Linked DNA regions of Homo sapiens: region 2 is linked to region 1. Evidence: chromatin loops called from intact Hi-C (ENCODE). Cell type or tissue: endothelial cell of umbilical vein. All regions are shown on one strand. Links, peaks and the distances in the headings refer to the core of each region. The heading gives the core; the rest is flanking DNA.

The links. Peaks named below come from ENCODE experiments on the same cell type or tissue, not always from the same donor. Only the 100,000 strongest peaks of a DNase experiment are listed, where the experiment ranks them.
Region 2: it touches region 1 in a loop (5-fold over the local background); 3 of 110 quality-filtered maps call a loop at or near these places.

The regions. Positions count from the first base shown.
Region 1 is chr7:18,011,508-18,027,085 of GRCh38, reverse strand. PRPS1L1 (phosphoribosyl pyrophosphate synthetase 1 like 1) reads left to right here. Exons shown (of 1, transcript NM_175886.3): 1 at 1-316. The coding sequence ends at 260. Among named protein-coding and RNA genes, the nearest start is that of PRPS1L1, 8.5 kb to the left of the region's middle. In endothelial cell of umbilical vein, for the core only: no CTCF peak of the experiment used is centred there; a DNase peak (open chromatin) is centred at 7,305; H3K27ac peaks cover 2,163 bases.
Region 2 is chr7:17,957,339-17,972,916 of GRCh38, reverse strand. It overlaps the pseudogene MRM3P2. Among named protein-coding and RNA genes, the nearest start is that of SNX13, 25 kb to the right of the region's middle. In endothelial cell of umbilical vein, for the core only: no CTCF peak of the experiment used is centred there; a DNase peak (open chromatin) is centred at 7,116; H3K27ac peaks cover 1,102 bases.

The sequences.
Region 1 (15,578 bases), core at 3,275-11,274:
CTGACAAACTTCTCTCAGCTGGAGCAACCAGAGTTTATGCTATCTTGACTCATGGAATCTTTTCTGGCCCAGCCATTTCTCGCATCAACACTGCATGCTTTGAAGCAGTGGTAGTCACCAATACCATACCTCAAGATGAGAAGATGAAGCATTGCTCCAAAATACGAGTAATTGACATCTCCATGATCCTTGCAGAAGCCATAAGGAGAACTCATAATGGGGAATCTGTTTCCTACCTGTTCAGCCATGTTCCTTTATAACAGAATAACTTCTAGGTTATGCTATTTTAAAATAAAATAAGATTAATAAAAACAAACCTTGCCTTTATTTTTTCTTAGGTTTGATTAAAAGTTCAGCAGAAGATCCAGCTTGCTCCAGTGTAACTTTCTACATCCCACATCAGGTATATAAGAGTTTACCTTAAATTAGGGAAAAACAGGTTAAGAATAATCACTAGGATTTCCTGACTGGGTTGTCTCATCTGGCTTCTTTGATGATTTTGTTAGCCCAGCAGCTTTAACTACAGCCCTTCTGCTGCAAAGATTTCAGACTTCTGAGGGTGTTTTGTAGAGGTGTTTGAAAGTGGTTGGAAAGCTTACATGTAAATGCTTCGGAGTTTTCTTTTTTCAGAACAACTAGCAATAAAGCCACCCAATCTACCCCCTGCCCCAAACCCCCACTTTGTGTCACAAATTCTCCAAGTTCGATGCTCAGTTGCAGCAAGAGCCCTGAGCCACCACAAAATTAATTCTGGTTGCTGAACACCCTCAACAGCAGGAATAGGCAACTTTCAGCTTGAGCAGCCATTGGGATCTTGAGAGGAAGCAACAAGTACAGTAAATGCTTCTTGAGAGGAGGAAGATTGATCTGTCACCATCTATTTGGACACTATCTATCTTGGATTCTCAGTTATACCTGTTCCTTTTGATTTAGCTTTACCTCCACCCATCTTGACCTTTTCATTGCTAAATATCCTACTGGGCCCCAAATGGTCAGGGTACCATAGTCTTCTGGAAGGCAAACCCACTTTTTGCTATGTAATCTCTAATATTTATATTAGTTATTTTTGCTGTAACTTAATCTTCCTTAGTTTATTACCACCATTGTAGTAGATGTTAGGTGACATTGTAGTGACTTTTGTTAAATTTAAACATTTAATTTTTATCTCCCTTCCTTGTATTTTGTTGGCCCCTCAAATGACCTCAGATTTATATTTTTAAAATGTTGTTATTGTCCTTTTTAGGGAAAACCAATAAAATATCTGCATATATGTGTGGGGTGGAGAGGGGTGGTGCAGAGCACCATACCTAGATTTATCATGTGAAATTTCTGATCTCCAAGAAAAAATCACTAAGAATTTCTAAAGAGTAAAACAAAAACAAGAAAGTTTTAAAGAAACAATATTCAGATTGCTTTAAATTTTTCATTTGAACGCTTGGGCTGTAAGCAAAATGGAATAATTTCCTCACAGTTCTAAAGGAATATTATTTTTCACCTAAATTTCTGTGCTTAGCCAAACTATCATTGACATATGAAGACAATATTAAGGGACTCAGAAACTACTACCACTAGTGTTTCCTGAAAGTACTTCTTGGAGATACTGAAAACAAAAAATATATACAGCCAAGAAGAACACATAGAATAAAAGAGATGGTGGTAAGCAAAAAAAGAAGTGACACTGACAGAAAAATAATTTTTATGAAGTTACTGTAAAGATTATGGCCGTTATTAAGGTAAAACTCACATAAAATTGGGCCACATCATGAAGCAATTTTGAGGCTGGGAGGAGTTAGGGTTAGTGTAAATTTATTAAGGATCTTGTCTAGTTTTGGATGGAGGTTATTAACAACAATCATTCACATTATAGAAAAACCTGAGTTTAAATAAGGTATTTTCTAAAATTCAAGGGCAAGGAGCAAGCCAGAGAAGAAAAGAATGGGATAAATAACTTCCAAACTCCTAGAAAGAAAAAGAAGGTGGAGCAGGGGGGTGGGGGGGAATAAGCAAAACTCAACAAATTGAGCTGAAGATAGGAAATAAAGAAAGAAAACATAGCAAAGATAAAGTACCCAATATATACTATCACAAAAGTCAATAGGTTAATTTTGTAAAAGATACATTATTAGATTGGGTAGCTAAAATACCTAATAATATGCTATTTATAGGACACACATCTAAAAAGTTTGGTATAAAGAGATAGAGAAAATATACAAAGTAAATGGTAACAAAAAGAAACAAGCAATGATAGATTTAGTCAAAACAAAAGTGGAATGTGCTTTGCTGATTAAACCCACCAATAAGTTATAATCATCATGAATCTTTATCTACCTAACAACTCAACATGGAAATAGAAAAAGAAAAGTGAATCAGCGAGAATATAAGAAGAAATGGAAACGCACAATCATCATAATCAAAGAAGGAAATTTTGATAAAACTCTCATAAGTTATCAAGAAAAGGTATTATAGGGTTTAAATGACTCCATTATCACAACTTAATATAGAAATTAAACATAATTTACATTTCAAGTATGCATGAAGCAAATATAACAGGTTTCACAGGTTTTAAAGATTTTTTAAAAAGAAAAAATACATAATAGGTCATAAAAAGTCTTAATAAATTTCTTAAAGAAATGTATGTAGACTATATATAGTATAGTAGCATTACTACTATCATCTTAACAATATTATGAAAAAATAAAACTATCAGTAAAATAGGAATAGAACAAACCTTGCTTGACCTGCTAGAGAAAATCTGGTATAGACCTAATTAAGGACATACTTAATGATGAAACATTGAAAACATTCCCATTAAATTTCTAAACCAATGGGAAAGAGGCAAGGAAAAAAAGAGAGGTATCAATACCAGAAGGAAAGAGCCAAAACTTTCATTATTTGAAGATGTCATGATTGCCAACAAAAAATCCAACAATCAAAAGAAAAACTCAGAATTCATAAGAGAGGTCAGTAAAGTGAAAGTATGTAAGATAAAATGACATCTTTCCTAAATACCAGTAAAATATAATTTTAAAACATAATTGAAAGAAATGTTTCCACAGCCTAAAACAATAAAATCTACAACATGACCAGTAATAAATCCCAAAACTGTAGGATTTGTATGAAAAAATGTTGCCAAAGGATATAGAAAATACCTGAATAAGTACATTATAAACTTGGATAGGAAGAACAATATTGCAAACATGATAGTTTCCTATCAAGTCAGTGTGAACCTAATCAAAATCTTAAAGGGATTTTTTTTTTTTTTTTTTTTGTCAGAGTCTCCCTCTGTCACCCAAGCTGGAGGGTAGTGGCCCAATCTTGGCTCACTGCACCTCCGCCTCCTGGGTTCAAGTGATTCCCCTGCGTCAGCCTCCCCACTAGCTGGGATTATAGGTGTCTGCTATGACGCCCTGCTAATTTTTGTATTTTTTTTTTTCAGTAGAAACGGGATTTCACCATGTTGGCCTTGCTGGTCTTCAACTCTTGACCTCAAGCGGTCTGTCCTTCTCGGCCTCCCAAAGTGCTGAGATTATAGGTGTGAGGCACTGTACCTGGCCAAAGGGATTTTTAAGATAAGAGAATTTGACACAAGCTTATTTTAAAGTTCATCTGGAAAAGTAAATAAGCAAAAATATTCAACATCTTTTCTGTGTCACAATACATTAAAACATTTCAAAGCTACAGTGATTAAAATGTGGTATTGATGCAGGAATGGACACATAAATTAATATTGCAGAATGTATATTCCTGAAACAGACTCATGTATACTTACAGGAATTTAGTACACACATACCCTATTTAGTGGAGGGACTGTGTTACTGGAAAGAGGTACATAACTGAATCAACTCTATCAGAGAATTGCTATCACAAAGTCCCTATGGAGATGCTTTCCTGATATCCTGCCTTGGCAACCACTTCTGCGGTCTACTCAGAGTCTCCGAAGTGGGGATGAGACTACTACCTTAGTTTTTTCCTAGCTATCTTCATACAATTGTTGGTCAATCTAGATCACAGTGATGCTTAGGATGGCCTTTTTAATGTCAGTTAGCACTTACCAATATCTAGTTTCTCCATGGTCTTAACCTTCTGCTTCCTTGATTGCATCCTGGAAAGTGCCTCTTCAAAAGCCTCTCCAAGGCTTCTACTTTTAAGACCCATTGTAACACTATTTTCTTGCTTATATGAAGCATATTCAACATTATTATTTCCACATGCTTAATCAGTCATTTGGGACAAACTTCTCTACAAAATACAAAATAAACAAAAGACAGCCCATTGAATAGTAAATAACACATGCTGCAGAACATATTCACCCTATGGTAGCTAAGCAGTGGGCCTCCTAGCTGAGGCTATAGTGTTCTTATGCTTATTGCCTGAGAACTGTTTTATACAGTTCGTCACACTACACACGAATTCCCATTGGCTGAGAGCTCACACCCATATTTAGAGAAAGAGAGAGAGAGGGAGGGAGGATTCTGTTAAAATGTCATTAAATCAACTCAGGAATCGTGGTACATGCCTGTAGTCCCAGCTACTCCAGAGGCTGAAATGCTGAGATGAGAGAATCACTTGAACCCAGAAGTTAAGAGACCAGCCTGGGCAACATAGCAAGACCTCATCTCTTTAAAAAAAAAAAAAAAAGGCATTACCTCAAATATTCATATATATGATAAAACTGGCATATTATAGATAAATAAGGCATTGATCAATCAATAGGATCAATAGGGCCAGATAACTAGCTACTGATTGGGAAACCACAGCTTTATCTCATCCTTAAATGATGTACGAGAATAAATTCCCTAGGAATGGTTATAAAAAACAGAATTGTAAAGCATGAGAAGAAAATGTGGAATCACATATACCTTTATAGTTAAAAAGGCCTTTTTTTTTTTTTTTTTGAAACAGGGTATCCCTCTGTCACCTAGGCTGGAGTGCAGTGGCTAGCAATCTCGGCTCACTGCATCCTCCATCTCCTTCAGGATCAAGCAATCCTTCTGAGTAGCTGGGATTACAGGCGCATGCCACCACACCTGGTTAATTTTTGTATTTTTAGTAGAGATGGGGTTTCACCATGTTGGCCAGGGAGGTCTTGCACTGCTGGACTCAAGAAATCCTCCCGACTCAGCCTCCCAAAGTTCTGGGATTACAGGTGTGAGCCACCGCACCTGTCCAAAAAGGCCTTTTTAAGAAGGATATAAAACTTAGAACTCATAAAAGATAAGATTGAAACAGGACTTCTGTGATTCTACAGCCAGAAACAGACTGATACTCAGCTACAAATGTGTACTACCCTTTGAGAGAGGATGAATGACTCTAAGGGCAGAGTGGCACAGAGGCCAGCTGGGGCTGCTGAGGACAGCCCAGAAGCAGACTGAGCTGCCGCCATAGGCCCAGAGGCTAATGGAGCCATTGCTGCAGACTCAGAGGCTAGAGCTGTGGCCCCAGCAAGTGGAGCATCATCTTAGTCCACCCAGACTGCTGTGATAAACTACCATAGACTGCGTAGCTTATAAGCAACAGAAATTTACGTCTGACAGTTCTAAAGGATGAAAAGTGCAAGATCAAGGTGCTAGAAGATTCTGTGCCTGGTGAGGGCCCACTTACTGGTTCATGGACAGCTGTCTTTTCACTGTCTTCATATGACAGAGGGGTTAGAGAACTCTTGGGGGTCTCTTTTATAAGGGCACTAATCCCATTCATGGGGGCTCCACCCTTATGACCTAATCGCCCACCAAAGTTTCCACCTCCTAATACCATCATAGTAGGGGTTAGGATTTCAACACAGGAATTTTGGGGAGACACAAACATTTTGTCTATAGCAAGCATCAAGCCACATATAATTAGTCTTAGGTCTTGAAACTTAATTAAATTTCTCCTACTAGATTTCAGAGTTGGGACTGACAACCTTTTTATTCCTTCCAATTTCTCTCTTTTTGAATAGGAATGTATAAGGATATATATTGTAAACCCAATTCATGCATAAGGATACGCAATGCCTGTCCCACTCTTTTACTTTGGAAGTAGATAACTTGTTTTCTATGTTCGTGATCCAGAGATAGAGAGGAATTTCTGCCCCAGGATAATTTATACCCATAGTCTCACCCATATCTGATTTAGATGACAAGATCTGAGGCTTTGGAGCTGATAATATTTAGGTGAGATTTTGGACTTAGTGCTGATGTTATCATGGGCTGAGACTTTTGGAGATGTTGAGATGAGGTGAACATGTTTTATATGTGGACAGACATGAAATTTGGGGAGCAAAAGGGATAGTAGGCTGAATAGTGGCCCCCAAAAGGATATATCCAAATCACAACCCCCAGAACCTGTGAATGTGACCTTATTTGGATAAAAGATCTTTACAGATGTAAATAAGTTTAGGATTTTGAGGTGAGGTAATGCTGGATTTAGGGTGGGCCTTAAATATCATTATAGGAATGAATAGGCAAAAGAAGGTTGGAGAGACAGAGACACAAGGGAGAAAGTCATTGATGATGGAGGCAGAGATTAGAGTGACACGTCTACAAGCCAAGAAATGCCAAGGACTGCCAGCAGCTGCTAGAAGCTAGGAAATAGACTCTCCCTTAGCGTCTCCATAAGCAACCAACCCTGCTGACACCTTGACTTTGGACTTTTAGCCTCCAGAGAATAAATTTCTGTTGTTTCAAGCTACCCAGTTTATAGTAATTTGTTACTGCTCCCCCGCCCCCCAGGAAACTAATACAGATTCTGGTAGCAGGAAGTGGAGTCCTGCTATAACAAATATGTAGGAATGTGGAAGTGGCCTTGGAATTGGGTAATGGTAGAGGCTGAATGAATGCTGAGGTATATGAAAGAAAAAGCCTAAATTGCTTTGAAGAGACTGTTGGTAGAAATAGAGTTGTTAAAAGAGATTCTGGTGAGGGCTCAGAAGGAAGAGATGCTTCTCTCATCTTAGAGAATGTATGTGTCCTCGCAGATTGTTGGTAGGAATATCAACATTAAATATGCCTCCAGTGAGGTCTCAAAAGAAAATGAAGGGTATGTTATTTGAAATTGAAGGAAAGGCTGTCCTTGTTATAAAGTGGCAGAAAACATGAATGAATTGTGTTTTACTGTTGGGTGGAAGGCAGAACTTCTAAGTGATTAACTTGGATATTTAGCTGAGATTTCCAAGCTAAGTGTGGAACATGCAGCCTGGTTCCTCCTTGCTGCTTATAGTAAAAGCAGAGAGGAAAGTGATAAATGTGGAAGGAATAAAGTAAACAGGAACCAGAACTTGATGATTTGTTGAGTTTCTTAGCCTATCCAGATGGCAAAGAATGTGAAAATCAGGAAATTCATTGTTAGAAAATCATGCTCTGGATAGAAGGCCAAGGGTGTGGCTAGATAACCTTTTCCTGAAGAAATTAAGTGTGTGACTCATAGGTCTAGTCAACCATCTCAGCAGAAAGAAAGAATAGCGTCTAAATAGACTGATAGAGTACTAAATAGCTATTGTGCTTTGGTTGATTTTTTAAAATTGATATAAACCTTACCTAATGATAGGCAAACCTAGGAATAACTAAGTAGGCATCTAAAATACCAGCCTAAGGATTTTTCATTTATTTAAAAAAGCAATGAGAAGCCCTTGTAGCTTTTTAAGTGGATTTTCAGTAGATGGCTGATGCAATGAAAACTACTTTCATTTTTTTTATTTTTATTTTTTTTTTGAGACAGAGTTTTGCTCTGTTGCCTAGCCTGGAATGCAGTGGCCCAATCTTGGCTCACTGAAACCTCTGCCTCTCCGGTTCAAGCCTCTGCCTCTCTGGTTCAAGCGATTCTCATGCCTCAGCCTCTGGCGTAGATGGAATTACAGGTGTGTGCCACCGCACCTGGCTAATTTTTTGTATTTTTAGTAGAGACAGTGTTTCACCACGTTGCCCAGGCTGGTCTCAAACTCCTGGCCTCAAGCAGTGTGCCCCCATTGGCCTCCCCAAAGTGCTGGGATTACAGGCATCAGCCACAGCACTGGGCGAAAACAGTACTTTCTAAAGAGAATTCAGCAGTATTGTGCAAACTGAACTGTACTGGAAAGATTCTGCAACTGGGAAACTACATGTGCCTGGGTGGTTTCCATTTTGAGAAATTGGGCCTAAACAATATTTTTTTAGTGTTATAGTAAACAAAGAAGCCTTCATTTTTTTCTAATCCCTAATGCACACGGGAGTTGTTTACGGGAATTTAGTCTGGGTATAAATTTCTAAATGTAATGCTGACAGAATCTCTTATCAATGACATGATTAATGATGTTTTCTTCAGAGTGGCTTCAGTTAGTGTTTATTAAGATGCTTCCCAAATCCTAATTCTATTTCAAAGATACAGTCAGATGATTATACTTATGAGTACCCTGTAAGAATGAGAAAAGAAAAGGCAGTGATTGAATGGTTTTAAATAACACATTTTATCCTGATTAATTATTATGCAACTAGTGACTTTCTTCTTCTGTTTTTATATGCATCATTCTCTTTCTTTCTTTTCTAGGAAAACCATTAATTTTTTTCATCTTGATTTCATTGCAAATGCTATGTAATGACTGGCATAACTCACTGCTTAGGGCATGGGAAGGGAGCCTCCCTTTTGCAACATGAAAGAGTCTCTGGTTGTGGAATAGGCAATGAGTAGTGTCTGTTTCACAGACTGAAAATTGTGCTTTTCTTCTTCGTCCTTGCTTACTGATATGGTTTGGCCATGTCCCCACCCAAATCTCACCTTGAATTGTACTAATCTCCATGGGTCAAGGGTGGGGCCAGGTGGAGATACTTGAATCATGGGGGCGGTTCCCCCATACTGTTCTTGTGGTAATGAATAAGTGTCATAAGATCTGATGGTTTTATAAATGGGAGTTTCCCTGCACAAGTTCTCTTGCCTGCTGCCATGTAAGATGGGACTTTGCTCCTCATTCACTTTCCACCATGATTGTGAGACCTCCCCAGCCATGCAGAACTGTGAGTCAATTAAACCTCTTTCCTTTATAAATTACCCAGTATTGGGTATGTCTTTATTAGCAGTGTGAGAACAGACTAATACACTTACCATTTGGCTTTTCCACTTAATAACCTACCAGTTAAGGAAGGATTAGAAAAACTAGCCCTGTGAAGGTCTCCAGGCATATTAAGATATGGGAAGAACAGCAAGAGCAAAGGCTTTGAGGTGGGAACATGCATGAATTACAGCAACATAAAGAAGTTCAGTGTGGCTGGAGTAGAGTGAGCAAGAGACACAGCAGAATGAGATTAAGTCCGCAAGCTGGGGCAGATTCAGATAATGTAGGTAAGCTATCACATGCTCTAAACTTCTCTATCTCCAGTCACCATCAAATTGACCTTTTTTATTTTAATTTTTTTCAAGACAGGGTCTCACTCTATTGTCCAAGTTGGCATGCATTGGTGTAGGTCAGGGCTTACTGCAGCCCCGAACTCCTGGACTCAAACAATCCTCCCACCTCAGCCCCTTGAGTAGCTGGGACCACAGGACTATCACCATGCCTGGCTAATTTTTAAATTATTTTCTTTTGTAGAGAGATGCGGTATCACTATGCTGCCCAGACTGGTTTTGAAATCCTGGGCTTCAGTAATCCTCCTGCCTCAGCCTCCCAAAGCTCTGGGATTTTGGGAGTGCACCACTGCACCTAACCTCAAATTGATCTTTTGTTTGCTCCTTGCTTGTTAGTGCTCAAGTCTCTACTAGGAAAATTATGTCTTAAATTATTCCTCATTAATAAGAATTTTATCTTTCACAGGAGCTTTCTGAAAACACTGGCAACTCATACATTCCCAAACTTGCCAGGTCATCAAATTCTTGGCTTCCCACTCTTGACTTCCCGAATCTTCAGATAAGAGGCTTGGAAAACAACATTTTTAAATGATTATCTTCAATGATTCTTATGATCTGGCAAGCTTAGGAAACACGAAGCCTCAAAACCAAGACTGATTGAGGTAATTTTGAGTGCAGAAGACAGTTTTGAGCAGTAACATTCCAAAAGACATGCTACTTTACTAATACCTGTGGCAGCTCTGGTCAATACTTGAGCTGCTACTTTCCCCTACAATGACCATGGCCTTCATCTCTCGTGGATCCTAGAATTCCTTCCTGCTGACTTGAGACATGACCTCAGATTCTTTCTCCATGCAGGTATCCAGGCAGCCACTATCAATTGATAAGACCTGGCATAGAAGGCGAAACTTAAATGCCATCCCTCTCATAAGGTTATCACTAGACTAGGGCAACTTCTCAGCTGACTTTTATTTGGGGAAATACTAAATTATTACATTTTAAAAAGTTTGGGTTAATCTATGGGGTTAAACTTATTTTATTGACTCAGCAATATATACTGATGTAAACTTCACAACTGCAGTATCCGGAAAAAACGGATTATGACTATTTCTTTTATAACAGTTTATATATGCAGACATATTTCTGAAAGGGACAGTGAAAACAAAAATGAGTTTTAGAATTAGAGTTTAAGGTAAATTCTGGCTGTGCCAGCTATATTACCGTACAGCTGTATTACGGCGCATTAGCTGTTAATATTATAATATTAGCTGTACTATCAGCTATCTTAGTAACCAATTAATATATGTCTTTGAATCTTTGATTCTTCATTTCCACAAAAGAGACAAAATACCTCGCACAACTGCTGTAATTTAATATAAACGTTTATGTGTGAAACAGCTAGAAGAGTTTTGGTCACATTATGTGGACATGAAAAAAGCCTAGATTTTCTCCTTTTATTTATTTGAAACAGAAATCTCCATCCATTAGCTGACTCACTTATAAGACTCTTTGTGCGTTCCTCTGTTTGATTACAGAATTTGGGTAATACATGGAAATTTTAATAAACACCCTAAAATGCTATTTATGCAAAGTTTAATAGTTAATATATATTCAAACAAGCAAAATCTTTGAGTAACCTTTTTAATTCTTATGGGCATGTGCCCTAGACTTGTAAGGAAACCATGGAATCAAAGTCTCTTCGAGTTAAATGGGACCCTCAACATCATCGGTACGATGTACTGAATTCTTACAATAGATGAGAGAAGCTAAAATTGGGGCCTCATTTACAAATATGTTTGTCCTGGAGTTAATAAAGTATTGTCTAAAACTAAATTTTCTATTTCTTCAGTAAAGAGTAATGACTGTGAGTAATGTGCAGTCTTCAATTATTGAAGAAATATTAATTTATATTAATGATAAGGCAGGAAATTTAAGCTAACCCAAGAAAAACAGATGTAGGAAAAACCTATGCCCAAAAATGTTTTCTAAATAACTCAAGTAATCAGAAATGTAAATAAATAAGAAAATCCCATTCCTAAACATGAGAGTTATTCAAAATTATACTGAAGTTGAATGTGTACACCTCTCAAGTTTTCCCAAGTTTTGTCTTTCCTCTACTCCTTAAGCATAAGTACTTCTTCAAAACATATATCAGTAGGCTAAAATATCAAAAAGTTAAATTATAGGTTGTTGCTACCTGCAGTATTGCATCAGCTTCAAGGGTCAACCCCTATTTTCTGTCTCTCACCTCCCCTTCCTTGGCTATTCTCAAAGAAACTTGCTAGCTTCTCAACCAATCCTAACAAAAGCAGGCTCAAAACCTTTGAATCTGCAACCTGGTGCAGATTTTAAATTAACCACAGCAATGGAACAGCTACCCACAGTGGTGGTTCCATATGCCCTCTGTTTCTCCTTTACCACCAACGTGGCTAAGCCCAAGGTCTGCCATATGAGGACCCAGCCTCGGGTGTCTGGGCATTCCTTGGGTTGTCACCCTCTGATCCTCCCTCTTATGTTAGCCATTAGACTAGCTTTTTCCTTTGATTCGCCTTCTTCTCTATATTCTATCAGCTCTGTGCCCTTGTACCCATTTAGACTGCGGCCCTACCCTGAGCCCCAGGTGATGTGAAGACCCTAGAAGCTTGCTAGTCTTAGTGTCTATGTCCTTTCCTGAGGAGAAGCTGGTTTCTCTTGCACCTCCTGCATTATCACATCTGTTCAACTCTTCTGCATCATTACCTAGATTTCCTATCATTGCCTTCTGCCCATCAAATCCACTCTTCTGATGCTGGCAGTTGCTGGTATCATGCCCAAGCTTGCTGTGTCTTTTGGGTGCTCTGCTTTTGGAGCCCCCGTCTGATCTCACTGGGGCCACCCTCTCACTTCCCACACCCTAATCTTTGCCACTGTGAGTAGCTCTCCACCCAGTTTTGGCCTTGACCAGCTCCCTGCTGAGGTCCCCATGTGCTTGCTAACAAGGCTGACCTAAGTCAATTCTACCTGTTCCCTTGCCACTAATATGTATCTACATACTTTCGCCTACGAAATGCTGATAGTAACCTTCAAAAGCATCCTTTTAATCTCATCATTCTGATGTTCAAAAGCCCAATATTAATTTTCTATTGTCTACTGCATTTGAAAAATTCTTCTGTTTGGCTGTTAAGAATCTCCCAGTGAGGCCAGGCATGGTGGCTCATGCCTGTAATCCCAGCACTTTGGGAGGCCAAGGCAGGTGGATTACCTGAGATCAGGAGATCGCGACCAGCCTGGCCAACATGGTGAAACCCCATCTCTACCAAAAATACAAAAAATTAGCCGGGCATGGTAGCGGGCACCTATAATCCCAGCTACTCAGGAGGCTGAGGCAGGAGATTGCTTGAACCCGGGAGGCAGAGGTTGCAGTGAGCTAAGATCGTGCCATTTTATTCCAGCCTGGGTAACAAGAGCGAAACTCCGTCAAAAAAAAAAAAAAAAAAAAAACTCCCAATGAAACTATCCTTATAAACTTTATAAAATAAACTGAGCTTGCAGCACATTCAGCATTAATCATTAGGTCAGCTTGCCTTCTGACCTGCTTCCTCATAGTTGTGTGGTGCCTGTTGTTCTAGAATCACATAGACTCTGGATTATAGCTCCCTTAACTGCTCTATAGATAACAACTTGAACATTATGAAAGGTTAAGTTTTCCCTTTGAGATATTCTTTCAACTCCTACATACCAGCAAAACTACTAATGTCAGTTGAAGGACCCCACAAGGAGCTGACTCACCAAAGAATGCAGTTTTCACATCCTGATGATTTTATACCCCTTACCCTGGCCAATCAATAACCCCAATTTTCTAGCCTCTTGCCCTCCATGATTCCCTTAAAAACTCCAGCTCCGAACTCCTTCGGGAGATGGATTTGAGGGTCTCCTCCCATCTTCTCACTCAGCCACCCTGTGATTATTAAACTCTTTCTCTGCTGCAAACCCTTCAGTGTATTGGTTTATTACTGTACAGTGGGCATAAGAACCTGTTGGTCCTGTAAAACCATGGTCCATTCAATCAAATTTCCCAAGAATTCCCAAGAGTCAGATATGATTAGCTCACAGGCCAAGTCCTTTTCTCATGCTGTTGGTTCCACATAATCTGCCCTCCTTCCTCTTCCCTGCATGTTCCAGTCCTACTCGTTGCTCAAAGGCAAGCTCCAGTAGGAATCCCAACATAAAGTCTTTCCTGGACCCTCCAGCTCTTTGGTACATTGACCCAGTATATATATATTTTTTTAACAATTTAGTACTTCTTTCCTAATTGCTTCATACGTTTTGTTAGTCCTGCCGTTCACAGGAGGATTGGAAGGATTCTGTAAGAAATGACCATTTGCTCTACTTTTTTATTTCTTACAGTGCTTAGAACAGTGAGAGGAGGCATAAAATAGACTAATATAAGTACAGTTGGTTTTAAAAGTGCCTTATAGGCAAATCTTTTTCTTTGCATTGAAAACACATTGGTCGAGAAATGGATTCAAGATAGCCAAATAGGAACAGCTCTGGTCTACAGCTCCCAGCAAGATCAACACAGAAGGTGGGTGATTTCTGCATTTCCAACTGAGGTACCCAGTTCATCTCACTGGAACTGGTTGGACAGTAGGTGCAGCCCATGGAGAGCTGCCAAAGCAGGGCTGGGCGTTGCCTCACCCAGGAAGCACAAGGGGTCGGGGAATTTTCTCCCCTACCCAAGGGAAGCTGTGAGGGTCTGAGCCTGAGGAACTCCGGCACAGATACCGTGCTTGTCCCACAGTCTTCGCAACCTGCAAACCAGGAGATCCACTCCGGTGCCTACCCCACCAGGGCCCTGGGTTTCAAGCACAAAACTGGGTGGCCAATTGGGCAGACACTGAACTAGCTGCAGGAGCTCTTTTTTTTTTCCATACCCCAGTGGCGCCTGGAATGCCAGCAAGACAGAACCGTTCACTCCCCTCAAAAGGGTTCCTGAAGCAAGGGAGCCAAGTGATCTGGCTGGGCGGGTCCCACCCCTATGGGGCCCAGGAAACTAAGATCCACTGGCTTGAAATTCTCACTGCCAGCACAGCAGCAGTCTGAGATCCACCTGGGGCATTCGAGCTTGGTGGGGTAGGTGCATCCACCATTGCTGAGGCTTGAGTAGGTGGTTTTACGGTCACAGTGTAAACAAAGCCACTGGGAAGTTCGAACTGGGTGGAGACTTCTGCAGCTCAGCAAGGCTGCTGAGGCCAGACTGCCATATTTCTCCTCTCTGGACAGGGCATCTCTGTAAAAAAGGCAGCAGCCCCAGTCAGGGGCTTATAGCAGACTTAAACGTCCCTGCCTGGTGGCTCTGAAAAGAACACCGGAACTCCCAGCACAGAGTTCGAGTTCTGCAAAGGGTCAGACTGGCTCTCAAGTGAGTCCCTGACCCCCATGTATACTGACTGGGAGAGAACTCCCAGTAGGGGCCAAAAAACACCTCATACAGGAGAGCTCTGGCTGGCATCTGGCAGGTGCCCCTCTGGCTCGAAGCTCCCAGAGGAAAAAACAGGCAGCAATCTTTGCTGCTCTGCAGCCTCCACTAGTGATATCCAGGCAAACAAGTTTGGGAGCGGACCTCCAGCAAACTCTATCAGACTGGCAGCAGAGAGTCCTGACTGTTAGAAGGAAAAGAAACAAACAGGAAACAAACAGAAAGGATTAGCACATCTACTCAAAGACCCCATCCAAAGGTCACCAACATCAAAGACGAAAGATAGAGAAATCCACAAAGATGGGGAAAAACCAGCACAAAAAGCCTGAAAATTCCAAAAACCAGAATGCCTCTTTTCCTCCAAAGGATCACAACTCCTTGCCAGCAAGGGAACAAAACTGGATGGAGAATGAGTTTGACAAACTGCCAGCAGTAGGCTTCAGAAGGTGGGTAATAACAAACTCCTCCAAGCTAAAGGAGCATGTTCTAACCCAATGCAAGGAAGCTAAGAACCTTGAAAAAAGGATAGTTGAATTGCTAACTAGAATAACCGATGTAGAGAAGAACACAAATGACCTGATGGAGCTGAAAAACATAAGTATCAATAGCTGAATCAATCAAGTGGAAGAAAGATATCAGTGACTGAAGATCAACTTAATGAAATAAAGACAGAAGACAAGATTAGAGAAAAAAGAATAAAAAGCAACAAACAAAGCCTCCAAGAAATGTGGGACTATGTGAAAAGACCAAATCTACATTTGATTGGTGTACCTAAAAGTGACGGGGAGAATGGAACCAAGTTGGAAAACACTCTTCAGGATATTATCCA
Region 2 (15,578 bases), core at 3,318-11,317, 54 kb after region 1:
ACACAGTTATTACCCCCAATTTAAAGAAAATCTAATTTTAGGACAAAATTTAAATCCTTTATGCATTTTTCTCCTGCTAGAACTGAAACAATGAAAGAACTGTGAAGTGTAGCAAGTTTTTTATGTGATAAGTGCCCAGGAGTTGTTCTGTGTATCCTATCGTTGGGGCTCTTGCAAATATGAATCAGGACAAAATGCCTCATGCAGGACTGTTGGGGTATGTGGTGGGGGAGTTTTTGTTTGTTTGTTTGTTTGTTTTTGAGACACCCGCCACTGCGCCTACCTACTTTTTGTATTTTTAGTAGAGACAGGTTTCACCATGTTGGCCAGGCTGGTCTCAAACTCCTGACCTCCAGTGATCCGCCCACCTAGGCCTCCCAAAGTGCTGGGATTACAGGCATGAGCCACCACGCCTGGCCTGATATATGCTTTTTTTTTTTTTTTTTTTTTTTTTTTTTTTTTTTTTTGAGATGGAGTTCTGCTTTTGTTGCCCATGCTGGAATGCAATGGCATGATCTCGGCTCACCAGAACCTCTGCCTGCCAGGTTCAAGAGATTCTCCTGCCTCAGCCTCCCGAGTAGCTGGGATTACAGGCATGTGCCACCACACCCGGCTAATTTTGTATTTTTGGTAGAGATGAGGTTTCTCCGTGTTGGTCAGGCTGGTCTCGAACTCTTGACCTCAGGTGATCCGCCCGTCTTGACCTCCCAAAGTGCTACGATTACAGGCGTGAGCCACCACGCCCTGCCGATATATTGCTTTTAATTGGGCAGCCTGAGTATTTTGGTCCTTGACAACCCAATTAAACTCCAGCTTTGGCTATTTTCATCAATAAGATGCAAAGAAACACAGCTATGAGTCATTTTCCTTTTCTGTAGGACAGTTTTTCCTTCAATTAAATCAATACGCTTAAACAATCTCAGAAAACCCAGAATCTCAAATATCCTTGATAGTTCTGAAAATCAGGGTATTCATGGAAAAATTATTCATACTAAGATCTATTCTGCACGATAGAAGCACAACTTTGATGTAGAACTATTGCTATGATTTTAAAATATTATATTTCTCCAAAAAATTCGGTTAAAACCTTCATTTTTATCTATTTTCTTTTGCTTTATTCTGTCGGCTTAATGAAACCAAGAATGACAAGATACATGGAAAACCTGCATCTCAAGCCATGATTTTATTCCTAAAATCAAATCTATTTTTAACAGATACCGAGAGCCAGGGACTAATTTTTACACAAAATTATGCATTCATGGAAAAACTGTGAATGAATCTACTGCTTGTTAAAAGAACTAAAGTAAGTGATGGTGTAAACTGCCACCTAGAGTTGAGATTTAAATTCAGTTCAATATCTAATATAAAAATGACCCTATCAGTCCAAGATTTTTAAATCTCACATATTTAACATGTACACCAAAGACCTTCACTATAGAGTCCATTTCATCCTTTATCTGTAGAGTCTATGTCTCTATAAATTTGGAAGTTCTGCAAAAAAAAAAAAAAAAAAAGGTTTTTATTGAATGAGTACAGTACAAGATTACTAGAAGTAAAAATGTTATATATGTTATTATCTGTTGGCTATATTTTTTAAAATAGTCTTTGGGAAAGTATATTTAATATATTAACATATGCAAATTATTCACAGACAAAAGGTCAAATTATTTAGAATGTCTTATGTTCTAAATTCCTTGAACAAAAATATATTCAGCCTGGGCATTGTGGCTTATACCTGTAATCCCAGCACTTTGGGAGGCCAAGGCGGGTAGATCACTTGAGGTCAGGAGTTTGAGACCAGCTTGGCCAACATGGTGAAACCCCGTCTCTACTACAAATACAAAAATTAGCAGGGCATGGTGGTGTGTGACTGTAGTCCCAGCCTATTTGGAAGGCTGAGGCAGGAGAATTGCTTGAACCTGGGAGGCAGAAGTTTCAGTGAGCCAAGATCATGACACTGCACTCCAGCCTGGGTGACAGAGCAAGACTCTGTCTCAAAATAAAAAAAAAAGTATATATTATATTATATTATATTATATTATATTATATTATATTATATTATATTATATTATATTCAGCCCAGCTCTTTCAATCATAACCTATTTGTCTTCCTGCTTCACTTACATATACACTGTGGGTCAGAGGCTTTTACCACTCAGTAGGATCACTGTCATAACAGTTCACTGTGTGAGCTACTCAAATTTAAATAAAACAGTAAATTGCTGGGCGCAGTGGCTCACGCCTGTAATCCCAGCACTTTGGGAGGCCGAGACGTGCGGATCACCTGAGGTCGGGAGTTCGAGACCAACCTGACCAACATGGAGAAACCACGTTTCTACTAAAAATACAAAATTAGCCAGGTGTGGTGGTGCATGCCTGTAATCCCAGCTACTCGGGAGGCTGAGGCAGGAGAATCACTTGAACCCGGGAGGTGGAGGTTGAAGTGAGCCGAGATTGCACCATTGCACTCCAGCCTAGGCAACAAGGGCAAAACTCCATCTCCAAAAAAAAAAAATTTAAAAAAAATTAATAAAATAAAACAGTTAATTTGTGTGAGGTCTAGAAAGCTAATATCTCACCTCCTTAACTAGGTTACTCTAAAACCATACTCTTGTCAGAATCCCTAAAATTAATGGAGTAGCTATAAAAGAACCCAGACAGTTTCAAAAATTGAGAACAGCCATTCCTACCCCAAATTTTCACCCAGTCACAAGTAGAAAAAGGATTTCTACATCTAACTACTCATGCACATCATGGATCAAGCCTTAAGTCTGTGTGTGTATGTCATGGCAGTGTTGAGCTTTTCTGGGTCAAGCAGATGGGTCTATGAGATGAAGATTTAGAAGAGAGCCAACGCTAATACGTCCTCTGAAAAATTCTACTTTGTCTGCCACCTGACTAATTTATTTTATTTATTTAGTTAGTTTTGAGACAGCGTTTCGCTCTTGTCACCCAGGCTGGAGTGCAGTGGCTCAATCTTGGGTCACTGCAACATTTGTCTGCTGGGTTCAAGCGATTCTCCTGCCTCACCCTCCTAAGTAGCTAGAATTACAGGTGCCCACCACCATGCCTGGCTAATTTTTGTATTTTCAGTAGAGGTGGGGTTTCACCATGCGGGCCAGGCTGATCTCAAACTCCTGACTTCAAGTGATCCTCCCGCCTCAGCCTCCCAAAGTGCTGAGATTACAGTAGTGAGCCACCACACCTGGCCAACTACTCGAATTCTTAACCCTGGCTACGTACCTGGTTTATGTTTAAGCCTGTCAGAGCATGGAAAATAGGTTGTTGACTCTTTTCTGCCAAATATAATTTCCTACTTCTTTCTCCTCTAATAATTCCTCATTCTTATCCTCCCCACCCACTTTCCCAGGGCAAGTTTATTATCCTCATTTCCTCCCATAAAATTCTGTTTCAACATTCCTTTCCATTATCTCTTTGTAACCCCCATGGCCCAGTCCTCTGAGGGAAAACCTGTGTTTAATCCTGTCTGTTTCTATAGCTTCCTTCCATCTCTTCTAAACTCTTCCCATGTCTTTGCATCTCTTACAGTTTCCTCTGTGAAGCTCTTGCCTTCCACTGCTTCTATAAACAGCCAAAATGTAGGCAAAGCAAGCTTCCTCCCTATTCCCTAGAAATTTCTACACGTTAAACTGCATTCTTTTCCTCCTCATTATTTAACACTTACACCTTATTTGCTCAGTCAGCTTGCCAACACATACCTCTGCATCTCCTCTGTTTCTTCTGTCACTTTCATGAAGCCATTTTTGTCTATTTTAGAGGATTTCTATCCTCATTGCCTTTGTGATTTTCATCTCCATGCCCAGTCCTAACAGTGTCTTACCATTTATGTTGAAATACCTTGCAACATGACTTGAGCATTCCCCGTGTGAAAAGGATTCTTCTGCATGCTTTGCAGTTTGTATTACTTTTTCCTTTAAAAAAGCTCCATGAGAGTAGCATTCTTATTGTGCTCATTTTACAGATAAGGAAAGCTATGCAGGAGTTCAAGTAACTTGTCCAAAAGAAAAGTCAGTAAGTGATAAAGCTGGAATTTGAAACTCAAAAAGTTTAGAATCCAGAGTCCATAGATTTCGTTACTAGGCTATACTGCTTTAGCTTTTCTTCCTAACTGCTTTTACCCAATGCTAGCCATGAACCTCAAAAGACATGAGAAAACATAGATTTAGGCTGATTAAAGAAGGGTTTAGGAAGTCATCTCACCTTTTGCAGTGAAAAAACACAACGGATCCAGGCAGCACTCTTATATAATAATAATTTTTTAAAAATGGTAGAAAGGATTTGGAACCAGGCTCCTGGAATTTGATTCCAGGCTTTACCACCTGTGTAACTTTGTGTGGTTATTGATCTCTTAATTTCCCTTTGTGTGAAATGGAAATTATATCTGCCTTTAGCCAATATTATGATTCTAATCCAAAGTTGTGACTCTTTTTTTCTTTTTCCTTCTTTTGTACTCCCAATTATGCCTCTTCCAACCTAATACTGTCTTTTTGTTGGCTGTTGTTTGAACTGATAAAGATCCTAAGCCCCAGGTACAATCCTTTCCTCCTCTAATCTCTCCTTACGGTTCATTCTGGTAAATTTTGACTCTTGCTAAAGACTGCTAAATGTCAGGCTAATTTTCCTGATAGAACTCGCTGGAATAAATGATCTAACCCTTAGAGAACAAAAGATATTTTCTACATGAAATAGGTGATAAGTGCGAAAACTGCATGTTAATGTAGGGCGACGAGATAAATTTTCATAGCCCTCATAAAACCATATCAATGAAACATCTGTTCAGTCTATATAATGGGAATATGTTCTGCCATCTATCAATCAGCGTATCAACTAGCATATGGACTATTTATATATGTATATATATATATATGATATAGGTTATAGAGTTTGGGAGGTATTAGATGATAATCATGCAAACTGAATGCTTAGCACGCTGCTGGGCACATAGTAAGTGGTCAATAAATATTAGCTATTGTTTGCATTGCTGTTCTATAAGTGAATCTATATTTAATTATTAAATGTCTGACTAATATTCCATGCAAATAAAAATAATTAGACATGCCCACTAGAGAAGCAGACACAATTCTGCTTTCATAATTGTATCTTTTCAGATTGATCTAATCGATTATACTGCTCACACACTGCTAGTTATAATTCACTTGAATTTTGATTGACATTAGCTTTTCTTTAATGCTGTAGTCTGAATGGGGGCCTCAGAAAAAAGTCTATGAAGGGAAACATTAAGCAATACTAATATTGTTTGTTCAGTATGTAGATCACAGATGATTTCCATACTTCAATACATTTGAGAACACTAAAAATACGCTACAGGAAGGTGCATATTATTGGTATTTAAAAAACAGAAAATATGGGGGATTATTTTAGTGTGTATTATTGCTCAATGTCATATACCAGCATGGGCAAAGAAGAAAGCCAGGGACTGGTCTGGTAAGTGAAATGAAACTATGGCAGGCTTTCTAGTTTTGTCTCAATTCTAGAGACAAATTAGGGACAATAGTAAGACAGTGACATTAATAATTATAATTCCTAATAAGGAAGTGGCATTAAATGTGGGCAGAAGTTTCAGAAACAGTGGTGCACAAAAAAGTCATATCCACAATTGTTCCTGAGAAAAATCAGAAATTTCCCACAATCTTGAGGGAAGCTAAATTGGGAAACAGACGGGTCAACTGAGTAATGTCAATAAAAGTGGTCAGGGAAAAGCTGAATTCAGATGAACTTTTCTATACAGTTTGCCTTCTAAGATAACGGCTTTTATTAATCTGGTCATATAAGCAGAAATTTTACCACGAGTATAGAAATACCTTAAAGGTACTGTTCTTCCCGTGAGCCCTAAAGGAAAATTGTGGATGTTTTAAAAAGACACAGAGAAACAGAGTTTCTCAGAGCCACACAAGTACTCAGGAATATCATGAGTACCGTGGAATATAATGAGTGGCCCTGGGCACATTGCTAAACTCTCTGTGCCTGCATTTCCTTGTCTGCAAGACAGAGATAATAATAAACCTATCTAGGTTTTTTACTATCTAGAGATAAAGTTGCCTAGATAATTTCCAAAGATTATACATGGAAAAACACATAGAACCATTCTAGAACATATTATTTTGCTCATTAGATGTTAGTTATCATGATCATCTGTATTTAAATTTAAAAGGGTAAAATGGGTCATCTGAGTACTTTTTCCCTGGAAGCCCCTTCCAGTGATGGTAACTTTTTTCTCTTTCTTGAGACAGGGTCTCACTTTGTCACCCGGGCTGGAGTGCAGTGGCAGGATCTCGGCTCACTGCAGCCTCGACCTCCTGGGCTCAAGTGATCCTCCCACCTCAGTCCCCCAAGTAACCTGAACTAAAGGCATGCGCCACCACACTCAGCTAATTTTTTTAATTTTTTGTTGAAATGGGGTTTTGCTTGTCCAGGTTGGTCTCGAACTCCTGAGCTTAAGCGATCTGCCCACCTTGACCTTCCAAAGTGCTAGCATAGCAGGCGTGAGCCCACGTCCGGCCCAGGGGTGGTAACTTTAAAAATTTTCCTATTCTTGTCATGGAATAATCATACCTTTACCATTTTTTTTTTATCCTGAGATCATTAAAGACGTATCAGTAGAAATTGCTCTAATACTAGTGGAAAGGAATCAATAATTATTTTCTTCTTTAGATTTATTCCAGTCTAAAGATTTAAACCTACATTTTCTTCTGTTAGCACAGCTCCTAAGGAAATTGTACTAGTACTTTATGTTTGAGAAGGCCTTGATATTTTCAAAGCAACTTTGAAGAGTAATTAAACAACATCTCTATGAAGCAGGTCAGTACTTTCATCTTTCAGAATAGGTAAACAGGACACAGAGAAGTAAAATAATAATTTGCTTTAGGTCATGAACTAGCTCATCATTTGAAATTACTTCCTGTCAATTAACTAGTCTGTGGTTCAATCTGACAGGCCAAGCTACAACAAATAAAATATCAAAATACTACTTTGTATATTGTTATATATTAGTGAGTCATCAGTGTATCCTGTCCTTCACAAATCAGAACTTTGCATCTCATGTTCTGGCTGCTTCTGTTGACCTTCCTTTCCCAGCCCCTTTATTTTTCTAGCTAATTTTAACTCATGCTTTATAATGTGACTCATGTGGAATCTCTAAGGAGACTTGCCTGGCCTTGCTGTCTCTTTTAGAGTCTCCTACTCATTGTTCACAAAGCATTCTGGGTCCCACCACATATCTCTATCATGGCACTAACTAGACTCTATTATGATAAGGGGCTTTCTGAGGAAAAGGAACATTTCTTTTTTGTCTTTATATTCTCTAGCATAATATCTAGCACATGATATTTGCTCAGCAAATATTTTTGAATGAAAAATGCATATATGGGATATGTATTAGTCAGGATAGGAGAGGATGTGCTATAATAACAAACACATACTAAGTTTATTCCTCACTTAATAGAAATGTCTAACATAGGTCAGAAGAAGGCTCTGCCTCCATAACTCAAAGATGCAATCTGACCAGACTCTACCACCTTATGGTGCTGCATTTTCTAAAGCAGATAGACTTCTAGATTGACACAAGGAAGGAGAAAAAATTGCTGGAGGAGTGCACACGGAAAGTGAAATTCACTGTGACAATAATTTCCATTCAAAAATCATTGGCCAGAGAACTACTCACTTGAGACCTGAAACAGATAATGTCTGTCATTGGCTTAAATCCCTGATTGGCATGTGTTCAATGGCCAGCACCTGTGACTCTTCTTCAATAGCTTCCATTTGGGTTACTGGAGCCCCTTTGCATCAAGAGCCAGAAATGCCTGGTGCATACTTTGAAGTGGCTGTTGATTTTTTTTTTTTTTTTGAGACAAGGTGTTACTGTGTCGCCCAGGCTGAGTGCAGTGGTGTGTTCACAGCTCACTGCAGCTTTGACTTCCCAGGCTCAAGTGATTTCAGCCTCCCAAGGAGCTGGGACTACAGGTGAGAACCATTATGCTTGGCTAATTTTTTGTAGAGATGGACTCTCACTATGTTGCCCAAGCTGGTCTCGAACTTTTGGGCTCAAGTGATTTGACTGCCTCAGCCTCCCAAAGTGCTGGGATTATAGGCGTGAGCCACCGTGCCTGTCTGTGGCTGTTGATTAGAGACTGTTTTGTACAGGAATATTAGCTCAGCTCCCTTGCTTCAGGTTGGGATAACTCTGAGAAATTGTTTTCCCTCCAAAATTCTCTTGTAGGATCTTCCTAAAGCCTACCATGTGTGGGACTTTTGCCTTGCTTGGCTTTATTTCATTCTCTGTCTTGCTTCTATCACTTCCTTACAGTCTTCCTTGAGAATATTTCCTTAATATATCACTTGCATATACATTCTTGTCTTACAGATTGGATCTGGGAAACTTGACCTAAGACAATATCACCTAACTAAAAGGTGGACAGGGAAGTTTTATGCAATACGTTTCCAGAAAGAAAGAACAGATATAAGTGAGCGCTATAATGTCTGCCACAGCATAATAAAAGGCAATTTGGTGATTAAAGAAAGCTAGCTAATTCTAGCAATAGGGACTGGACACAGGAAAGGAAAGGCAGGATAGTGTGGGAAAAGCATCACTGAGAAGAGTGACTTCACTGCAGGTAAAAAACTGAGGAAACCAAGCTAGTAGTCCAAAATGCAAAGTTGAAAGAAGCCCTGGTCTTGGTCCTAACAGGAGTCATTATTTGAGAAGAACCAATTGTGCAGTAATTATTAGAGATGACAGGTAATGCAAGGGGTCCATGTCATATCAGGGTATAAATATGTACAAGGAAGTGTAAGTACCAGAGGAAGTCAATTTGATGGCATTCTGGTTCTGAGTTATTATTTTAAAGCAGGTCCTTAGTTAACGACTAATAGTATGGGGAATTCCGGAATAGGATGTGGCCTTTGGTAGGAAAATGGTAGTAAATTCTATGCAGGGCCTCTGGGTATTGGAGAAACAGACTAGAGGCTCTAATTTTGGTGGAGTACTAATAGAGAAAAAAATCCCAGTTGAATGAAGTGGGCAACACTGTGAGGGTAGAGGTAGGCTGCACTTGATGAGCACAGTTTTGCCCAAATCTCACAGATGGTCTGGGTGCTGGTCCTGTAGCTGCAAGATTCATCCCAGATGCCTCTGGCTGATTTTTCTTGCTCTGGTGAAGTCAGCCTTCCACTGGATAAAAATCCCTTTGGCAATAAGAGCTGCAAAGTAAAATATTTTCTCTTAATGCTTCTAGATTTTGAGTCATAGTTAGAAAGGATTTCCCTACATTCCTGTTTTATTTTATTTATTTTTTTGATCACACAAATAAAACTTTTCAATGTAATCTGCTGGTTCTACACTTTATTTTATTTACCATTGACCAATGATCACATGTGAGTGACTTGGCCATGACCTATAACCAGTGCTCGATGATTGCAAAACACCCACCAGCTGGTGGAGCAAATTCCTCCCTGCCCGAGATGATGCTTTCAGGAGCTTTCTGGGCACGAAATGCTTCTCAGTGGACAATTTTTAAAAACACACATACAGAGCCATGTGGATCCCCTATTTGTATTGTCACCAAGGAAAAGAATAAGATATAACCTCAAAATCAGTGAAGAGATGGGGGTTCTCAGGAAGGATTTTGACCTGTTATTTCTGAGGAATAGCAGAAATTTATGGAAATTCTGATTTTTCCTATAACCATATGATGGTATCATGCTTACCTGTTGCCTCCTGAACATGGAGGCCACAGTCACCAACTGAGAGGCCACAGTTTCCGACTCTGCCAGCCTCCTAACGATGTGCCAGCATAGGGGGAGCTGGAGATGTCCTCAGCAGAACTCACTTTTCTGTCCCCTCTCCGTGGTAACTCCTGTCCCTGCTCAAGTGTTCCGCCCTCACCCGCAGTTGTCTTTTCCCTTCAAAAAACAGGATGCGTGCAGCCATGGCTGAGTTGAGGCTGTCCACTCCAGGTGCAACAGGGATCAGCAGCCTCTTGCCCGCAGGGCTCTCGGCAAACTACAGAGATTCCAGGATCATGCCGTAGGTCACGCCACCAACCATTACAGCTGCTGGTGCCTCTGTCCAGTCCAAGTCATAACTCTGAACCTCAATAACAGGCAGCAAACCTTTACTGGCTCCAGTTTCTAGACCTTGCTTTTCTTCATACTTGTGAAACTTCAGGAATCGCCAATCCTACACCCAGCCATGGTCACTGGCTTTATTAGACATCTGAGCCTGAGCATAAAGGCTTCAGTTGTCAGCCACACAGACCTGGGTGTCAGGGGGCAGGTAATTTGGCACTGTTTCGTTTTCAGATTATCGATAATGGGCACTTGGAAATGTGCACCCATACCCGCCTGTAGCACTTTGGGCTCCCAGGCATCCACACATCCTTTCAAAGTGAGTAACACTTTGCTGCAGCCTTCCCCAGCTGGAGATCTCAGAATTGTCCCCAGGTTCCCAGGGTCGCAGAGATTGTCACAAATCAATAATAAAGGCAGTGAGTGCTAAAGCTGAGTCTTTGGATATGTCATGTTAGCATGGTCAGGTTTGGCAAAAATCCCCATTATTCTCGTGGCATTACTAGGTTGGACCAATCCTTGATGTCCTCGAATTTCATCTTAATGAAGCTGACACCCTTCAGCTTATCGATGAGCAGCTTCTTTATGTATTATAGATGGCTAGAGAAGAAAACTTTCAGCACAGCTCCAGCCTTCAGATCGTCTGCAATGAGCCTGCGACCTTTCGGCAGTATCTTCCCTTGCTTTTCCCGAAAAGGCCTGGACTTAACTAGTGTCATTACACTGCAGGTTCTGTGGCATGAGGAATTTGAAGAAGGCTGCAAGGCTGCCTGTAATGGGTATGATACCTTGTTTCTTAAAATCTTCTTTAGACTCTGAATATCCCTATGAATATAAGGTGTTAATTTACATGATCAGGCTGAGAGAGACCACCCAGGGAAATATGTGGCCTTCTATCTCATAGCTTATCTGCATCAGGTTTTTCCATCGACAGAGTGGGTATGATGACAATGTATCTTCCTCACTGAGTTTTGAGCAACTTTTCATTGAGATCACCTATATACAGTGTCTGGTATGGGATCATGTGTGTAGCGGCACTGACATTCATGTCTTAAATGAACTCATTCATGTTCTCTTCTAGTAATTATATGATTTAATATTTTACATTTGGATACCTGATGTGTTTGGAGAATTGTCTTTTGAATAGATGAAGTATGGATCTAATTTTGTCTTTTTTCAAATTTTTTTTTTTTTGTCTGAGACAGAGTGTTGCTCTGATGCCCCGGCTGGATAGAGTACAGTGGCGGGATCACCATTCACTGTAGTCTCAACTTCCAAAGGCCCAAGTGATCCTCTCACCTCATCCTCCCCCGTAGCTGGGACCACAGGCACATGCCACCAGGTCCGGCTAATTTTTTTAATGTTTTGTATAGACGAGGTCTCACTATTTTGCCCAGGCTGGTCTTGAACTCATGGCCTCAAGTGATCCTCCTGTCTCAGCCTCCCAAAGTGCTGGGGCATGAGCCACTGCACCTGGCTCCAAAATTCTAATATTTGAATACAATTTTTGTTAAAGACTATCATTTCCCCCCAGTGATACAAACTTCCACATCTATCATTTACTAAATTTCTTATGTGCTTGGTTGGATCTATTTCTGGACCTGGTATTCTGTTTTATTGGTCTCTCTATTCCTGCATCTACACTCTACTTTTTTAATTATAGAGGCTTTAAAGTATGTTTTATGTCATGTAAGTCTACTTCCCACTCATTAGCTTTTTTTTTTTTTTTTGAGACCGAATCTTGCTCTGTCACCCAGGCTGGAGTGCAATGGCGCAATCTCGGCTCACTGCAACCTCCACCTCCTGGGTTCAAGAGATTCTCCAGCCTCAGCCTCCTGAGTAGCTGGGATTACAGGAGTGTGCCACCATGCCCAGCTAATTTTTATATTTTTTAGCAGAGACGGGGTTTTGCCATGTTGGCCAGGCTGGTCTCGAACTCCTGACCTCAGGTGATCTGCCCACCTCAGCCTTCCAGAGTGCTGGGATTACAGGTGTGAGCCACTGCGCCTGGCCAGCTTTGTTTTTCTTCTTCTTCTTCTTCTTTTTTTGGAGATGGAGTCTCATTCTGTCACCCAGGCTGGAGCACAGTGGCATGATCTTGGCTCACTGCAACCTCCAACTCCTGGGTTCAAGCAATTCTCTTGCCTCAGCCTCCCGAGTAGCTGGGACTATAGGCACATGCCACCATGGCGGGCTAATTTTTTGTATTTTAGTAGAGATGGGGTTTCACCGTGTTGCCCAGGCTGGTCTCAAACTCCTGAGCTCAGGCAATCTGCCCACCTTGGCCTCCCAAACTGCTAGGATTATAGTCGTGAGCCACTGCGCCTAGCCTAGCTTTTCTTTATTTGGAGTTTCCCTTCATATTCTTGCATGTTTATTTTTCCACATGAATCTTAGCATTAATCTATCTTCATCAAATAACAACAACTTCAGAGTATCTTTACTGGGATCACATTTAATTTATATATTAACTTGAAGGGAATTTACGTCTTTATAATATTGAGTTTTCTTTCCCAAAGAGAAGGGATGTCTTTCCATTATTTCAGGCCTACTTTCTGCATTTGAATATTTTAAGGTTTTTCTTACATAGGTTTTGCACAGTTTTTGTTGATTTATTTCTAAATATTTCTTTCTGTCCTTATTTTAAACATTTGTTTCTTTAATTATATATTTTTAATATCTGCTACCTTATTAAATGTTTTTTCTTACTTGTGTTAGTCTTAGCATTATCTTCTGTGTTCTCAGTACACCAACATATCATATGTCTTTACATACAGTTTTACTCTTTGTTTTCTACTTTATTTATTTATTAATTTTTTATTTTTTTTAAGAAATGGGATCTCCCTGCATTTTCCAGGCTGGCCTCAAACTCCAGGACTCAAGCCCTCCTCCCACCTCAGCCTCCCAAGTAGCTAGGACTTCAGTTGCCAGGTACACACTACTGCACTGGGTCCTTTCTTTTCAAATTCTTACAGTGCTGCTTATTTTCCCTTGTATGATTTCACCAGCTAGTAGCTTTGGTCTAAGTTTAGTAGTAGTGGAGCTGATAGCTATCCTTACCTTGTTCCTGACTTTGGCAGGAATGTTTCCATCATGTCTCTATATATCCATCATTTCATAGCATGTATATCAATTTGTACAGCTTTTAAAACATATCTAGCCCTATGTGCAGAGTGGGGCCTGAGCATTTGTTTTATAAAAAGCTTCAGAACTGATTCTAATGTAAACTCTCAAGAATGTATTCCATAACAATATAAGGTATAAATAAGTAAATTAAGTAAGTGTGCAAACATTTGAGTTACATTTTGTATAGGACCTGCAGATACAAAGATAAGCACTTTATTAAGCTCAATGTAGTAGAGGAAAGACCTACAAAGTAATGATTGCATGCAATATAATTATTACAGAATAGAAAGTGTTTCATCACTAGTATATTTGCCAAAAGTTATTCTCTAGAGAGTTCACAAAAAAATTTACTTTTAAGTTTTATAAAACTGTGTCCTATAAAACTATTTATTAATCTCTGGTTTTTAAAATAATTCAAAATTGGCATTCATCAACAGTTACTGCCTAAAATATTATTATTCTAAATTTTCTGCTGCGTCCTCTCCTTGCCTCATGTGTTATTTTCAAACTGTAGCTGCATCAATTATGGCAAGCAGTCACATTCATTTTGGGGTTTTCATAATTATTTTATAATCAAAGTTCAATCAGTTGTCTATTAAATGAAGTTATGCAAATAAAAATTCTGAAAGTAAAAGAATTCTCTTACTTTTGTTAAAGGGCTTATACTAATACTTTAAATGTTTTGTCCCTACCACAAACCAACTCTGAGACCCATGTTTTTCCTCAGTGCCTATTGACTTCTGTTCTTTTTAATTGCTCAGCAGGTTTCACATTTGGAAGAGGGTAGAAAAAATGGTTCTCATGTTTGGGATGGGGTTAGACATTTTGAAAAAAGAGGAGATAGGATCTTTAACCTAAAATGGGCTATAGAATTTTAAAAATCGAACACAGCAGGGTAAACTTTTGGCCTCCTTTGTACTTCAGCTTGAACTGGTGCAGCATTTGGGTCTCATTCTCTTGCCTTGCAGGCTCTTTTTCTGCCTGTTGGGTCTGTTGTACCTTTAGTTTAAGAGTTACCTGTGAATCAGAAAAGGTAGAGGGGTCATTATAAGGTATGAGGGGAGAAAGCACAAAAGTGGATGCTTAGGATTAAATTTGGATGCTGTATTTCCGAAGAGACTAGTAGAGAAGATTTCAGATTGTTTTTGTCATGTACTGACCCTGATTTATTAAGATAGAATAGAATAAAGGACACAGGGCAGATGCTGTTTTCAGAAACAATGGTTGTTTATTTGGCTAGGTTAGTATTTTGCAGGAACATAAGCTTGTAATTGAGAAATAGGTAGAAGAAGTAACTCAGTAGAGGACAATCTACCAAGCCTCTGGCAGAAATCCTGTCAGCTATGAAAGATGTCACATTATTGTCCTTCTTCTGGAAGTGGCAATATTAGTGGCCAGCTTTATTGGTGTTTTCCATTTATTTTCAGCTTTTTATATGTGAGGGGAAAGCTTGTGCAGATATGTAAGTATCATGTATGAAGTAGAAAATGGTTTTCGGTCATTACTTTTCTAAAATATAACATTAACTTCCTAAGCGTTTGGAATGCTGTTCATAATTTCTTTTTTGGCAGTTTTTCTACACTTCATGGAGTAAGTGTATTAAGCATATCAATGAACTGTGTATATCATCTGTTTGCAATTTCCTTTCTGGCAGTATAAGGGTGAAAATCTTCTAACTCAGTATTAGTATTATCCACAGGTGAGAGTGTGGTGTTTTATATACACCTTAGTATGCATAAAGTCTTTTGTGTGAGGAGTTGCCACATGGATCTGTTGGTTATTTATTTTGTGTTTTAAAACTCCATCTGCATGTCAAATAAAATAACAACTTAAATAGGTGCCAAACTGTTTTACAGCACGGTTTAGTTTGAGATCAGTTACTACTTTCGACATCAGGGTAAGGTATCTTATGGAAGTAATAAAGAATTTCAATAAGTAGATAATAAAGAATTATAAGTCACATATTTCTTGTCTCAAACCAGATTTCTTTGCATCTAACTTTTTCTTCTTGGTGCTGAACACAACACCTAAAGCCATGTTAATTTGCAGTTCTGTTGTAATGAATTATCATGAAAATCTGAGTTCTGTCATCAGAAACATTTAGGGGCCAATTCATTAATCTTGTACCCAAACCTTTCTTTTAGACACACCCACACACACATACACACACATGCACACACTCATGTAAAGGATGGCAAAATATTGTTTCAGTTCAGTGAACAAGGACTTAATAGCTTTCTGTGTCATGCTTATATATCAACTTATCTTTGCATATGTTTGACTTAATATTATTGCCAATAGCATGAGAGGTATTTGTGAATATATAGATTCCAAGAATGTGAGCTAGC